4 separate regions of the Homo sapiens genome follow, and all the other regions are linked to region 1. Evidence: chromatin contacts called from ENCODE Hi-C or POLR2A ChIA-PET data. All regions are on one chromosome and are shown on one strand. Each heading gives the region's core, a stretch centred on a gene start or an enhancer-like site at or near the end of the contact. The rest is flanking DNA. Distances are from core to core; before and after follow the strand shown. Region 1 overlaps CUL3 (cullin 3). Region 2 holds the start of RHBDD1 (rhomboid domain containing 1). Region 3 overlaps RHBDD1 (rhomboid domain containing 1). Region 4 overlaps IRS1 (insulin receptor substrate 1).

The links. Hi-C counts contacts between places; a loop is a spot of excess contacts on that map. ChIA-PET counts read pairs that join two places held with the same protein, here RNA polymerase II (POLR2A). Pooled maps may share reads with other maps.
Region 2: a pooled map shows a loop between it and region 1 (20-fold over the local background). The contact joins the promoter of RHBDD1 here to the enhancer-like site in region 1. A Hi-C loop is called at or near these places in 5 of 37 single-sample maps with no recorded cell type and 10 of 50 pooled maps. POLR2A ChIA-PET finds 5 or more read pairs at or near these places in 1 of 52 experiments (OCI-LY7).
Region 3: a loop to region 1 is called in a map of OCI-LY7, with 15 times the contacts of the local background. The contact joins two enhancer-like sites. A Hi-C loop is called at or near these places in 1 of 168 maps with a recorded cell type or tissue (OCI-LY7), 2 of 37 single-sample maps with no recorded cell type and 5 of 50 pooled maps. POLR2A ChIA-PET finds 5 or more read pairs at or near these places in 2 of 52 experiments (OCI-LY7 and activated B cell).
Region 4: a loop to region 1 is called in a map with no recorded cell type, with 13 times the contacts of the local background. The contact joins two enhancer-like sites. A Hi-C loop is called at or near these places in 3 of 37 single-sample maps with no recorded cell type and 4 of 50 pooled maps. POLR2A ChIA-PET finds 5 or more read pairs at or near these places in 1 of 52 experiments (T-cell).

The regions. Positions count from the first base shown.
Region 1 is chr2:224,519,500-224,522,702 of GRCh38, forward strand. All of the region lies in intron 3 of CUL3 (cullin 3), which reads right to left. Among named protein-coding and RNA genes, the nearest start is that of CUL3, 64 kb to the right of the region's middle. RefSeq lists a silencer at 2,159-2,228. Within about 2 kb of position 1,937, at least 5 of the 41 ENCODE cell types and tissues checked have a DNase peak (open chromatin) inside an H3K27ac peak, as active enhancers do; they include OCI-LY7, where a contact is called at or near this core.
Region 2 is chr2:226,834,250-226,837,462 of GRCh38, forward strand. It overlaps RHBDD1 (rhomboid domain containing 1), which reads left to right and starts at 1,805. Exons shown (of 9, transcript NM_001167608.3): 1 at 1,805-1,838. RefSeq lists enhancers at 1,124-1,418, 1,258-1,327, 2,168-2,317 and a silencer at 1,588-2,117.
Region 3 is chr2:226,904,477-226,907,552 of GRCh38, forward strand. RHBDD1 (rhomboid domain containing 1) reads left to right here. Exons shown (of 9, transcript NM_001167608.3): 6 at 2,317-2,405. Among named protein-coding and RNA genes, the nearest start is that of RHBDD1, 70 kb to the left of the region's middle. RefSeq lists a silencer at 371-520. Within about 2 kb of position 1,820, at least 3 of the 41 ENCODE cell types and tissues checked have a DNase peak (open chromatin) inside an H3K27ac peak, as active enhancers do; they include OCI-LY7, where a contact is called at or near this core.
Region 4 is chr2:226,769,411-226,772,499 of GRCh38, forward strand. All of the region lies in intron 1 of IRS1 (insulin receptor substrate 1), which reads right to left. Among named protein-coding and RNA genes, the nearest start is that of IRS1, 29 kb to the right of the region's middle. Within about 2 kb of position 1,826, at least 8 of the 41 ENCODE cell types and tissues checked have a DNase peak (open chromatin) inside an H3K27ac peak, as active enhancers do.

The DNA.
Region 1 (3,203 bases), core at 687-3,186:
TGATGATAATTAAATGACATATAATATTAAGAAAAACTTGATAACCCTAAAATTTCATTATAGATAAAAAAGAGCTAATAAATGGAGAAGAAACACAGAAACTTAAGTGTGGCTCTATAAAACTATTAATAGTAATACTAAATAATCATTTATATTAAATGTCTGACATGTATGATTAATTACCATCAAGTACAATTAAGGGTACAGATGCATAACCCTTGAGTATTTGTGTGCATATGTTAAACAGAAATGCACACATATATTCACAGTAAACTTGTGATATGCACATGATATGATTCTAATATCATTTAAATTCTTGTGAGGTTTTAATTTTTATGTGTCTATTTTTTAAGATTTTTTAAAAGTCCCAGCTCCGGTTACCTCTAACTAGCAAACTCAAAGTATGAACAAGATTTTAAAAATCATTCCAAAAGAGAAAAAAAAAAAATTAAAGACTGATTTTAAAATGTCTTAATCCCAGGCTTTGACCAAAATGTAGTGACCAAAATGTAGTATGAGTTTGACATTAGTCACTTATCTACTAAAGAGACCTTAGCAGAGATAGAAAGTTGGTGGCTTTTTCTACTTGCCTTTTTAAAGCCAAAAACAGGCATTTTAAATATAAAATGTTCTGAAAAACATGTTCGAAAGCCTAATGTGAGTCAAGCATTATGTTTACATAAAGGGATGTGAGTTTCATCACCACAGAGATAAACCACATTTTAAATCTCTATTTACAGTTCTCTCTCAAGGGTTGCTATTCCTTGGCCAAGCAGGCCTGCAATGAGCAAAAACTTTCACAAGCTAGGTGGACCTGTGGTGAGAGACAGGAGCCAATGGTGGGGACCCACCTCATGCCCCCCTTTTCACAGCTGGTTCTGCATCTGACTTCATCCATACAGTAAGCTTGATAAACCAACTTCATTTGTAACATAAGCACTTCATTTGTAACATAACATCTATCTCACAATGCTATTCCACTCATTTCCACTTCTAGTCCTGAAAATAAATAGCTTTTAAGACCAACTTCCCTGCCAACAACTATAAAGGCTGGATAAAAAAATACAAAAGCACCACCAGTTTTAAAACATCAACTAGGACAGGCAGGTCTCCAGGAGTTGGACTGGAGAGAGATGGAGTCTTTCTAAGCCACAAGAAAAGGAAAGCTCAACCAGGTGACCTCCATGGAAAACTCCTGCAAATGCTTACTCAAGACCTAGGGCTCTTTGCATGCCCAGAAGACACGAGGACACCAACAAACAAAATGCTTGGCCCTACAAGACCACAGATATTACTACTTCCACCATCTTGGCAAAGATGTGCCTCTTCCTCTTCACCCTACCAACATATCTAAATAGTTAAATGATGTATAAGAAATCAAATTCAGCACATAAAAGTATGCTCAAAGGTGTCAAGACACACAATGCAAAAATACAGTTCCTATTGAAGCTAAACCTATGCAAAGTCAAGGGGTGTCTCTTAAAGTGCGCTAAATAGTTTCATTACTCAGGGAGTGGCATTACAAACAAATCAAATAAAAAGTTAAAATAAAAACAAATGTGAAAATTAAGTCCAAAAAACAACTTAACTCTTACTACTTAATTTACCTGCAAGAAAAAGTTTAGTAAATATTTTTAATAGTCATTATGTTACAGAAAAGCAAGCTAGGATAAATGGGTTCTAGGCAAAATCAATGGTGCACCCAAGGAAAGAAACAACTTAAAAATTGTTATTTTATCATTCCTATCTAATGTTTCATTTGTAACTATGAGTAAACAGGTGTTTGAGAACAAATTCTAAAACTAACCTTTGGGTCACATTCAACTCTGAAAGCTTAGTATAAATATAAATACAAAAGTCCTCTGGTTCTATTACAAAGTTTAAGGGAGCTTTTAATAACATGTTTGCTTTAAAGTCCAGTAGTTTCATACTTCTTTTTTTTTTTTTTTGAGACAGAGTCTCGCTCTGTTGCCCAGGCTGGAGTGCAGTGGCACGATCTCGGTTCACTGCAACTTCCGCCTCCCAGGTTCAAGTGATCCTCCTGCCTCAGCCCCGCTAGTAGCTGGGATTACAGGTATGTGCCACCATGCCCGGCTAATTTTTGTATTTTCAGTAGAGTTGGGGTTTCACCATGTTGGGCCAGGCTGGTCTCTAACTCCTGACCCGCCTCGGCCTCTCAAAGTAGTTCAGTACTTTTACTACTACTCCTAATAGACCAAGGATAGTTATTTATTAGTACTTATTCATCTATCCTCTGCCTGGTCCCACATATGGCCAGCAGTAGCTATTTATTTAGGAAAAAAAAAAAAGGTTTAACAATGTGTGAATTGCTGTGAAAGTTGGTCTTTTAAGCTAACTGTCAAGCTGGTTAATCAAACTCTTAAATAGTTCTTCTTTCAGTTTCTTATCCTCATACTAAGAACATCTGTAACTGTTTTTGTCTACTACTGTAAAAGAGAATACGAAAAGACAAATGTAAACAGGGTTAAAAAAATCTTTATAAATATTAAATACTTATTCTGCTAGTAAGCTAGAGATAAACCCTGAAAAGTTAAACTCACATTTAAAATTAAAAAAAAAAAAAAAAGAGGCAAATAACTCTATGACAAGTCTGTCAGAACATGTTAGAACTTGCCTTACCAAATTTAATCACTAAGGTAATCCTCTATTAACAAGTAATAAAATATTTTCAGAGTTCACTTTCAAATCATGAAATAAATACAGATTTAAAAAGGTTTAACACAATGAAGACAGAAATAGAAAAATTTTAAATGAGCAGAAAAGTAGTAAAAAGTTTCTACTGCAGAATCATAGTGGGGGAAAAAAAGTCTAATTATAATTAGATCGAAGTTTAAAGAACTTTCTCAATACTTTCCATGATACCAGTAACTGACTACACTTCTAAAACAGCACCAGTAACATATGAATTAGTAAATTGTACAGATAAACATTTCTAGATATAAAAATATTACTGATAAATTTGGTAGAGAAGCATATGATATGGTGTCAAAAAACCTGGTGGACTTAGCCACTACTAAAAAGCTCAGAGTTTCCACCACAGTAAAAATTTTCTTAAAATCTTTCTTGGGAGGCCGAGGCGGGCGGATCATGAGGTCAGGAGATCGAGACCATCCTGGCTAACACAGTGAAACCCCATCTCTACTAAAAAATACAAAAAAATTAGCCAGGCGTGGTGGCGGGAG
Region 2 (3,213 bases), core at 555-3,054, 2.3 Mb after region 1:
TGATTGTGGTTCAGAAGGATAAATGAGGACTTCTTCCTTTTGAGAAATTACACATTTCCCCCTCTAGGGAAATACAGAAAATACCTCTATAGGCAATTTACTTTTCCCCGCATTCATTTGACTTTTCATGTCCAGAAATGCAGTTTCTCATTGTCAGTTGAGCTTTTGGAGGAGTATATTGTTTTTCTAGGAAAGAGGTAACTTATGAGTCTTAATGAACACGTACAATTTGCTAAGAATCTTCTTTGTCACTTGAAAGTCATATGTACACCCACACCTATGCATGAGCCACATTTTCACTTAAATTTCAAACTCCAAAATAAATATTTCTATGAAGAGTTTTAATACACAATGGCAAAAGATAAACTCTTCTGGTTTAGGCAGTTTTTGTTTTAGCAGACTATCTAAACACAGCTGCTACAACTTCCAATAAACAAAGAGTAACACTAAACCACCTGTATTCGGATACTCGGATTCCTTCTTGGAAAAAGAGCATCTTTACCCTAGCTATCAGAAAATTCCATACCAAATAGTAAGATTTTTTTTTTTTGAGATAGAGTCATGCTCTGTCGCCCAGGCTGGAGTGCATGGACGCGATCTCACTGCAACCTCTGCCTCCCGGGTTCAAGGATTCCCCTGCCTCAGCCTCCCGAGTAGCCGGGATTACAGGCGCCCGCAACCATGCCTGGCTAATTTTTGTATTTTTAGTAGAGACAGGGTTTCGCCATGTTGGCCAGGCTGGTTTTGAATTCCTGACCTCCGGTGATCCGCCCGCCTTAGCCTCCCAAAGTGCTGGGATTACAGGCGTGGGCCACCGCGCCAGGCCTGTTGTTGTTTTTTAAATAGAGACAAGGTCTCACTATGTTGTCCAGGCTGGTCTCAAACTCCTGAGCTCAAGCGATCCTCCTGCCTCGACCTCCCAAAGTGCGGGGATTACAGGCGTGAGTTACCGCGCCCGGCTGTAAGATAGTTTTTTCATATCCTATTAAATATATATAGCATTGCAACATTTAACTTAGCCTAACTCCTACAGCTAAACATAAAACTTGCTCCCGAGTAGCAAACAATTAAAATGGTATCAAATTATGTATTAATCGAAATTCTATTAACTGAAATATGAAACACCTAAAGCCCTCAAAATGGGCAAACGTTGCGTGGTGCAGTCCCAGACCCAAGCTTCTGGGAGTGAAAGGTGCACCCGCGACCTTGCCTTGCTGGCTGGCTCTGGGACTCTGCGATAAGCCGCCCTCCGGTTGTCTGCGATAGCTCCTGAAGCAGGAGAGTGTCTTTCCCACCCTCCGCCTAACAGGCGGTATCTGACCCTTCCAGGCAGCAGCTCCCCAGCCTCCGGCTGCGCTGGGGCCCGGAAGGACGAAGCTTCCCGGCAGAGAACCTGGGCAGAGGCGTCCGTTGGGTAGGCGGCCGCGACCCGCTCGCTGCTTCTCCCCTAGTCTTCGGGTCCCTTGAACGCAGGTCGCTTGTTTGCCTTACGCGTAGTCAGCGGCCAGTGGCTATTTATGGCAGTAAGGAATATTATCCACATTTCACATGGAGCTTAGAGGACAGGGCGAGGGTCCACACTCTCCTTACTGCGCTCTGCCGCGGTCCTGCCCCGCTGTGCCCTCGCGGCCCCCTTAGAGCCACTGCCGGCGCACGCGGTCTGCAGACAGCAGAGCGCGGGCGCGCACAACTAAGCATGCGCCGCGGCCGAGCCGTCCGCTTTAAGGCCCTCCCCTCCCGCACCCGGCCCCAGGAACCCGGGGCGCCCCGGATCGGGAACGTGCGTGATGACGCACGTGCGCGCGAAGACGTGGGGACGCAGGCGGGTCGTAGAGAGCGTGAGTTTCCGCGTCTGTTTGGTCCGGCTGCTGTCGTTGGTTGTGAGCGGCATCTCTCGCCGTTTCCCCGGGCTGCGGGAGCTGGCGGCCGGGCTGGGGCTGCTGGGCGGAGGTCGGCGCCTCCCGGGGGGCTAGGGCGAGGGAGGCATGGCGGGGCTGGAGGCACAGCCTCCCCGTCCGGGGCAAGTCCGAGAGCGGGGAGGGCGTTTCCTGGGGTAACTCCACCTGGGGTCTTGTCGAAGTTGCCGCATCTCCGCCGGACCGCACGGGAACGACGTGCCCACACTCGGAGGAAGGGGTTGGCGCTGAGCGAGTTTAAAGGGTTCCTTTTGAAAGCAGGAAGTTTGAAGTGACGTTGCATCAGCAACAGAGCATGCAGTTTCAGGTGCTCTCGGGACAGCTTTCAGTTTCTCAGAACAAGTCTAAGCCTCACCGCAGTAATAACTTTTATTAGAGGACAAAAAATCCGCCAAAGTAAACCCTTTCTGTCCAACCCCTAAAAACCTTTGGATAAACGTTTACAAGAAACGGATCACAGCCTTATTTGTTTTTCTAAACTGAGCATAAACTCTTTTGAAGACTCAGCGTTACTGTCAAAATGAATGAGTGCCTGCCTAGTTATGATTCAATTATCGAGGTGTTTGGGTCTCTGCAGTACACTCAGTGACTCCCAGGCTTTTCTTTTTTCTCTTTGAAATTGCTTATTAGAAGGCTTTATCTAATTTCTCACAGTTGTGTGTCTTTTTGAGGTAGTTCTAATAAACTTTAAAGGCTTCTGGTTTGCTGCAGGCCTGCCGTCGCTGTGGAAAGCAAGTATTCTTTCAAAGAAGAATAGAAGTGCATTGGTTTCTAAATAATCCCAGGACGCTAGGATCAGCATCACTTGGGAACTTCTTGGAAATGCACATTTTGGGGTCTTATCCCAAACTTACTGAATCAGAAATATATTTTAACAAGCCTTCCAGTTGATACCAATGCACCTGGACGCTAAAGTTTGAGAATTAATGGCGTAGTGATAACACCCATTGTGGAATCACATATAATGGAATTTGAATTGAAGTAATTCCTAGATGGAAAAACTTGGACATGTTACCTCACAGGGCTGGAATATGAAGATGCAAGAAAAATGTTTAACACAAAACACATAGAAAACCCTCAAAGATGTTATTAAGTAACTTATTAGAACTGCATAAAATAAGTACATAGTTTGTGCTGGAAGGATTCTTCAGCGGGGTAGATATGAGCTGTAGCGCATGGATATTGGGACTGCTGCTTAGAGGGTATTTTGTTTACCTCGGGATTCTCAATTCTGTGTAGTCAAGGTTGTTGGATGCAGGATATTCAGTTAAAAGTTAAAGCAGTGCATACTAATGCT
Region 3 (3,076 bases), core at 570-3,069, 2.4 Mb after region 1:
TCCTGAGGGGATGATCGTGTATGTGGTGTGTGTGCGTGTCTGTGTGTGTGTGCACGCGCATGCATGTGCCATGACTTTTAGCACGTGTGCATGTATGTGAGGGCTTGTCTGGGCAATAGTGTCATTTAGTCAGCTAATGGGAACAAGCATCAATGCTGTTCTCTTTACAAGGCTCCTGTTTGTCTCTTTCTTTCAAGTGTTCCTCATTGCATGTTCTTTTCCTGAGAGCCAGCGAGTCTTTTCATAGCTTGGAGACAAAGAAAATTACTCAGAACCATCTTGCTTGTGGTGTTTCAGGGAATCTCCCCTAGGCTGCTGCCATAGTAGGCGAAATGTATTGGTTTTGACTCTGAGTCTCGTGTAGGTTACCAAATGGCGGATTCTTAGCTCTGTGATTGCCGTGGCTCAGCAAGCACCCTGAGCTGAACATCTAGTGGTTTTAACTTACCTCCTGTTGGTCTTGGTGAAACGGTCCTGGCACACTTGAGCCATTTACTCAACATATCCTTGAGTGCCTCTCATGTGCCTGGCCCTGTCCTGGGTGTTTGGAATACATATGTAAAAGCCACATAAAGGCTATGTTCTTGGAGTCTCCATCAGGCTCTTTCATAACTTTCAGTTTCCCACCTTCTGGAATGAGAGGTCACTATTCCAGGCTGTGGGAATGCGTTCATTTGCTTGGCTTTTTTTTTTTTTTAAGCTTCTAATTTTGTATAATGTATGAATGAGACACCATTGCTGCCCTCAGGGAGTTTGTGTGTGACAGAGAGAGACGGACAGGCAGGCAGACGTGTAAGTACTGTGCCACCAGCAGACTGGCTTCGTGCCAGAATAAGGTAGGAGCCTCAGCTCTGAGGGGAGGCAGGAGAAGGAAAGAACGGCTCTTCAACTGGGGTGGCATTTTTTGACAGAGGTGCTGTTTGGCTTAGCCTATGGTCAGAGAGTGCTTGGGGGATGTGACAGTGGGGCATGTGGGAATGGAGGTAGTAGACGATGAGGTCTCCACCCTCTGACTTTGCAGAGATGGGCAAGGCCAAGTGTTGGAAGGGCTTAAACACACACCGGAGTATTCTGTGAGAACCAGTGGATTTCAGAGGATGGCAATGACACCACTTGCCTTCTGCCTCAGGAGGATAACTGATGGCCGTGTGTGGGATGCACTGGAGAGCAAGAGCTGGCTTGCAGGGAGACCAGCTGGATGATTTTCTTTCATTTATTTTATTCATTCAACACACATTCATCTGGGGTTCACTCTGTGCCCAACACTGGGCATTTCCAAATAGTCCAGATGGCAGTAAGCATGGTTGTGGCAGTAGGAATGGGAAGGCTGGGAGGGGTATGAGAGGCATTACAAACGGGAAGTGGGAGTGGCACCCCAGAAAAGTCTAGTTTAAGGTGCTAGTGGATGTGTGCATGTGTGCGCGGGGGTGTCTAGAGGGTGGCGGGCAGCTGGAAATTGAGGTCAAGTGCTTAAAGAACAACTCGTTGTGTAGGACCCCCCCCTTTGTGGTAACAGCAGAGGTTTTTGAGAATCGCCAGTAATTTCTTAAACTCAGGCTGGTTGGGAGGTCATTCAGCCAGGGAACTCCACAAAGAGTGTTGCCACTTGGGTCAAAGTAGACCTCTGAAAATAAATCTTACAAGTAATTGCTGGTTTTAGATGCCAGTTTAAGAAGAGTTAAACCACTGTCATGCCCTAACGCAAACACTTTCATGCCCTAACTCATCTTTCAAGTTTGAAATTTAAATGTATGTTTCTTTGTTCTGAGTGACTGAAACATACACATGAAGACAACTTTGGTGGATGCAGGTGGGCATCTCAGTTCCTTTTGCTGAGTTTCACTTGCTCTCTGCTTCACTCATCCATGGTGTAGAAAACTGCAGCAGTCTGCCCTGCCATAACACAGATAGACATCATCCCTCACAATGGCTGGATAATTCCAGATTTAATGCCAAACAGAGAAAACTGATTTTATTTATGTTTTGTGATAAGAGGTACAGAAAAAAAACGGAAAGCGATGTAATGACTTGTCTTGACCAAATGCTTCCACTGCTCTGGAGGAGACAACCCACTTCCCCTGGTTAAGGAGGGGTGTTGCGTTTTAAACATGTGGTGGTTGTTATTCATTGTACTTTTTTTTAAGGTAGGAGATGTTGTTCTTTGGACTGAGTTAAATGCTGCTTAGCATAAAAGACTTGATGTGGAACAAAGCCTGCAGACTGTGACTATTTGACATGCACTGGGCTAATGAGAAGACAGAATGTCTCTAATCAGCAGCAGAACAAACACTCACAAAGGGTCTCCTTCCCTCCTAGGACTTCCTTCGCTGGGCATCTGGCTGGGATTCTTGTTGGACTAATGTACACTCAAGGGCCTCTGAAGAAAATCATGGAAGCATGTGCAGGTACAGAATAAAACACCTTTGGCATGACAACAGCTTGGAAGTTCATGTTAATTTTAATGTGAACAGAAGCAACCCCAAGTTTCCCTGTGGTTCAGCTCAAGAATTCCCTAATATGCCTGTTTTTCTTTTTAAACCGAAAGGTAAAACAACCAGTGCAGTTCCTTACATTGCTCCACAAAAGAGGCTGCAAACTTAAATTTCGAATCTGATACTTTCTTAGGGGACAAATATCAGTATATATTTATACCCTCAACCTTAATGCTACCCGCAGAAAACCACGATTTCCTAAAGAATGCAGAGAACTAAAGTGCCTTTAAAATAATGCATTCTTCTATAATAGTCCATGAATTAATATACGTGCAAGGCAAAGGTGAAAAAGAAAACAAAGCCTGGACTGAAGTGCATGGCCAGTATTTTAAAGAATTCAGACTGATGACCGGGTCCTTGGTGGATGAGCCATATATTCATGCATGGCGAAACCAAGTCTGTTATTGCTTGAAGCTTAGCTCCTGCTTTTTTTAATTTTGTTTTTCCCTTCAAATTGATACTCAATGAAAATATTTCATTTAGAAATACTTGTATTTTTTAGACCTCTTAATTTTCAATGCGATTCTCATTTTGACTTGTAAGAAAACTGGTTTGCAAACACTTGTTTTATAGACTGAGTTCCA
Region 4 (3,089 bases), core at 576-3,075, 2.2 Mb after region 1:
AGTGTCTTCAGAAAGCAATTAGATCTATGGAAGACTAGACCAAGGCAATGCAGGCCTGCAGCACCCCAAGGAACCACAGAGCCATTTCGAGGCTGTCCTTCCAGCCAACCAGACATGGATGGAAGATCTAGACATGCAGATGTTGTTTTAGGTTTCCGACGCGTTTCATGGGAGGCTTAGAAACTTAACTTTCACTTGAAAAGCAACAACTTATCAACCCATCATTATAACCTCAAAGTTGTTTAACAAAGCTATTGTTTTAGTAGGAATGAGGCAGATAACAGGGAAGGACTACTCTTGTCGTTATCTCTAGAAAACTTTCTATTTATGACTCCAGAAAAACAGGTGCATATAAAAATTAGTCATAAGCCAATGGAATGGAGTCTTCCAACTTTTCTGAATTTATCGGTCCATTCACTGATCACAAGTATACATTCATCTTAGTTGAGACATATCAGCCATTGATCGCCTTACTGCCATATAAAGTATGGCCGTTCAAGTCTTACAAAATGTAGCCTCCCAGTTTCACTGCTCTCCTGTCTGGTAAGCAGTGGAGGCACTAGGAAATCTACTCCTCTCCCAGAAAGGATATAGGAGGTTGAAAAAAAAAGAGCAGTAATAAAGTCCTAGCAGTCATGAATGCATTTTGAAAACTTTATGACTAGGGTTGACTATGTCATAGATACAGGCAATTGATTACCAGTGTTCAGAAAGTATTTTCAAGCAGGGCTAATAATCAAACACTCCACATATGAAAGAGAAAACTTCATTTAACAAGCTACCTTTTAAAGCCTTTAATTATTCTAATAAATTATGATTTTCCCCTCAAACATGTGTGAATTGCTGAATGGCATCTTGCCCAATAGAATTTTTCAAAAGAAACTTCAAAAACAATAAAACTAAATATGAGTGTGGTCTACTTAGCTTCTTTGATAAATTTAGTATGATACATTGTTCATAAACTCCTCCACCCTGCCTAATTTTTCCTAAGAGTACTTACCACTATCTGAATTAACTTGATCTGTTTAGTGCCTATTTCTCCCTCTAGAACATAAGCTCAGAAGTGTGGAAACGAAGTCTTATTCCTAGCCCTATTCCCAGCAAATAGTAAAGCCAAAATAGTGAATGGCTTTACAAATATTTGAGGATCAAATGAATGAACAATGACATCTATAACATACAGTCTTTGGACACATATATATGTGAATATGCAACATATATGTACAACATGTTGTATATAAAGATACAAAACAGACAAAGCATTTTACACATGTACAACCTGATGTAGTATAGCATGGGAGAAAACATTAACCTGGAGATAGAATATCAGGGTTTTTATTTTTGTTTTTGTTTGCTAACTCTACCATGTAACAGCTGTATCATCTTAACCAAGTTACTTACACTGTATGGTCCTGAGTCTATTTGTCTGTAGAAAGAACATTCTGAGCTTTATTATCTTTAGGGATACTTTTAACTCGAATATTTTTCTCAATAAACTGGACTCTTTGGAAGGCTGAGGTGGGAGGATCTCTTGAGCACAAGAGTTTGGGGTAAGCTATGATGATGCCACAGCACTCCAGCCTGGGCATCAGAGTGAGACCCTCTCTCTTTAAAGTTCATGTATATATATATAACTTTTGGAGCATGAGAACTAGCTAGATCCTGTCACTGTCAGTGACGGAAGAACGTTGGTAGTGTGGGCTGTGTTGTTTGTGATTTTAAAGGTTACCCTATTTTTATGGGAGGGAGTGGTATATGTAAATATGAGCACATTCTTGGTCCTGACTGTGTTTATCAAGGTCAGAAGGTGTTGGGGAAGGATGACGGTGATAGGGCATGGCATGGCTGCTGAGGAGTTTATAGCTGGGTCCCCTTTCCTGTTCCCAAGCACATGGTATCAGCCGGCTGTCCGGTGGCTCAGTAGGCTCACTGTGTTCCAAAATTACTTCAGAGCATTCGGCTCCACCACTCAAGGAAAAGCAAAATAGAAAATGAGGAGAGGAACAAAGGAGTAGGTTGGAGGAAGGGTGAAATTCATAGGACAGTTTTACAGAGAGCCATGAACCACAGTTAGTTACTGATTTATAATTACCCAGAGGCCAGGAGTTAGAATTTTAGTAGTTTCGTTATTTTGCTTTCCTTACAGCATGGATTATGTAAATTGTTGTATATATGTCTCTTGAATATATATAATACATATTTAAACATACATATAATATACTTAAACATCTATATATATGTTTATATACATATATAAATCCATCTCTTTAAGATGCTCATGCCTTCTGCCTGGCACAGCACACAGCACTGGATCTCTCTGTCAAAGAGTGCTGAGACTCAAGAGTAGAGTCAAGAATTCTACAGAAGAAAACATTCAGCACTCCCCAGTCATACTTTTATTTTCAAGTTTTTATATATAATTAAATCCACAGGAACTATAAAATGCATGTACCTAGCTCCTTTTAAAGTTTAATAAATATATTTCAGCCATTAATCCTGATTTATACTTACAGCTTGTAACATAATTTAGCCCACATGTAGAACTTTGCTTTTTCTATGCCAAGCTAATAAATGCAACCCAGTTTCCTAGAATTTAACAGTACACCATACTCATACTTCATAAAATAAATATCTGAACAAGAGACTCAACACTGTTGTATCTTTTCAGGCACTCAATCTTGATATACTCTTACAGCCAAGAAATCTAGGAAGCTGGCTGAGTTCAAAAAATATTTTTAATAAGGAAGGAACAAAAACCAAAAGCACCCCTATGTTCTAAGGGTGAAAGGGGCGTTGGTGGGATATAACTCAAACCATGACAAACTCTGTGTATGAGAGGCAATTCACAGCTTACAATTTTACTTTCATATGTTATTTCATTTGATCCACAAAACAACATTATAAGACAGACTGGGGCAATATTACTATCTCCAATTTTGTGAACCAGAAAATCAGGTCAAGGAATGACAGTTCCCAGGAGGTGGCAGAATCGGGAATAAAATTCACATCTCCTCTTTTCTTGTCCATGATGGTTCTATACTTTCATTTGATCTTTCACTTATAATAGTCAACCTAGTCTTGCACTAAAA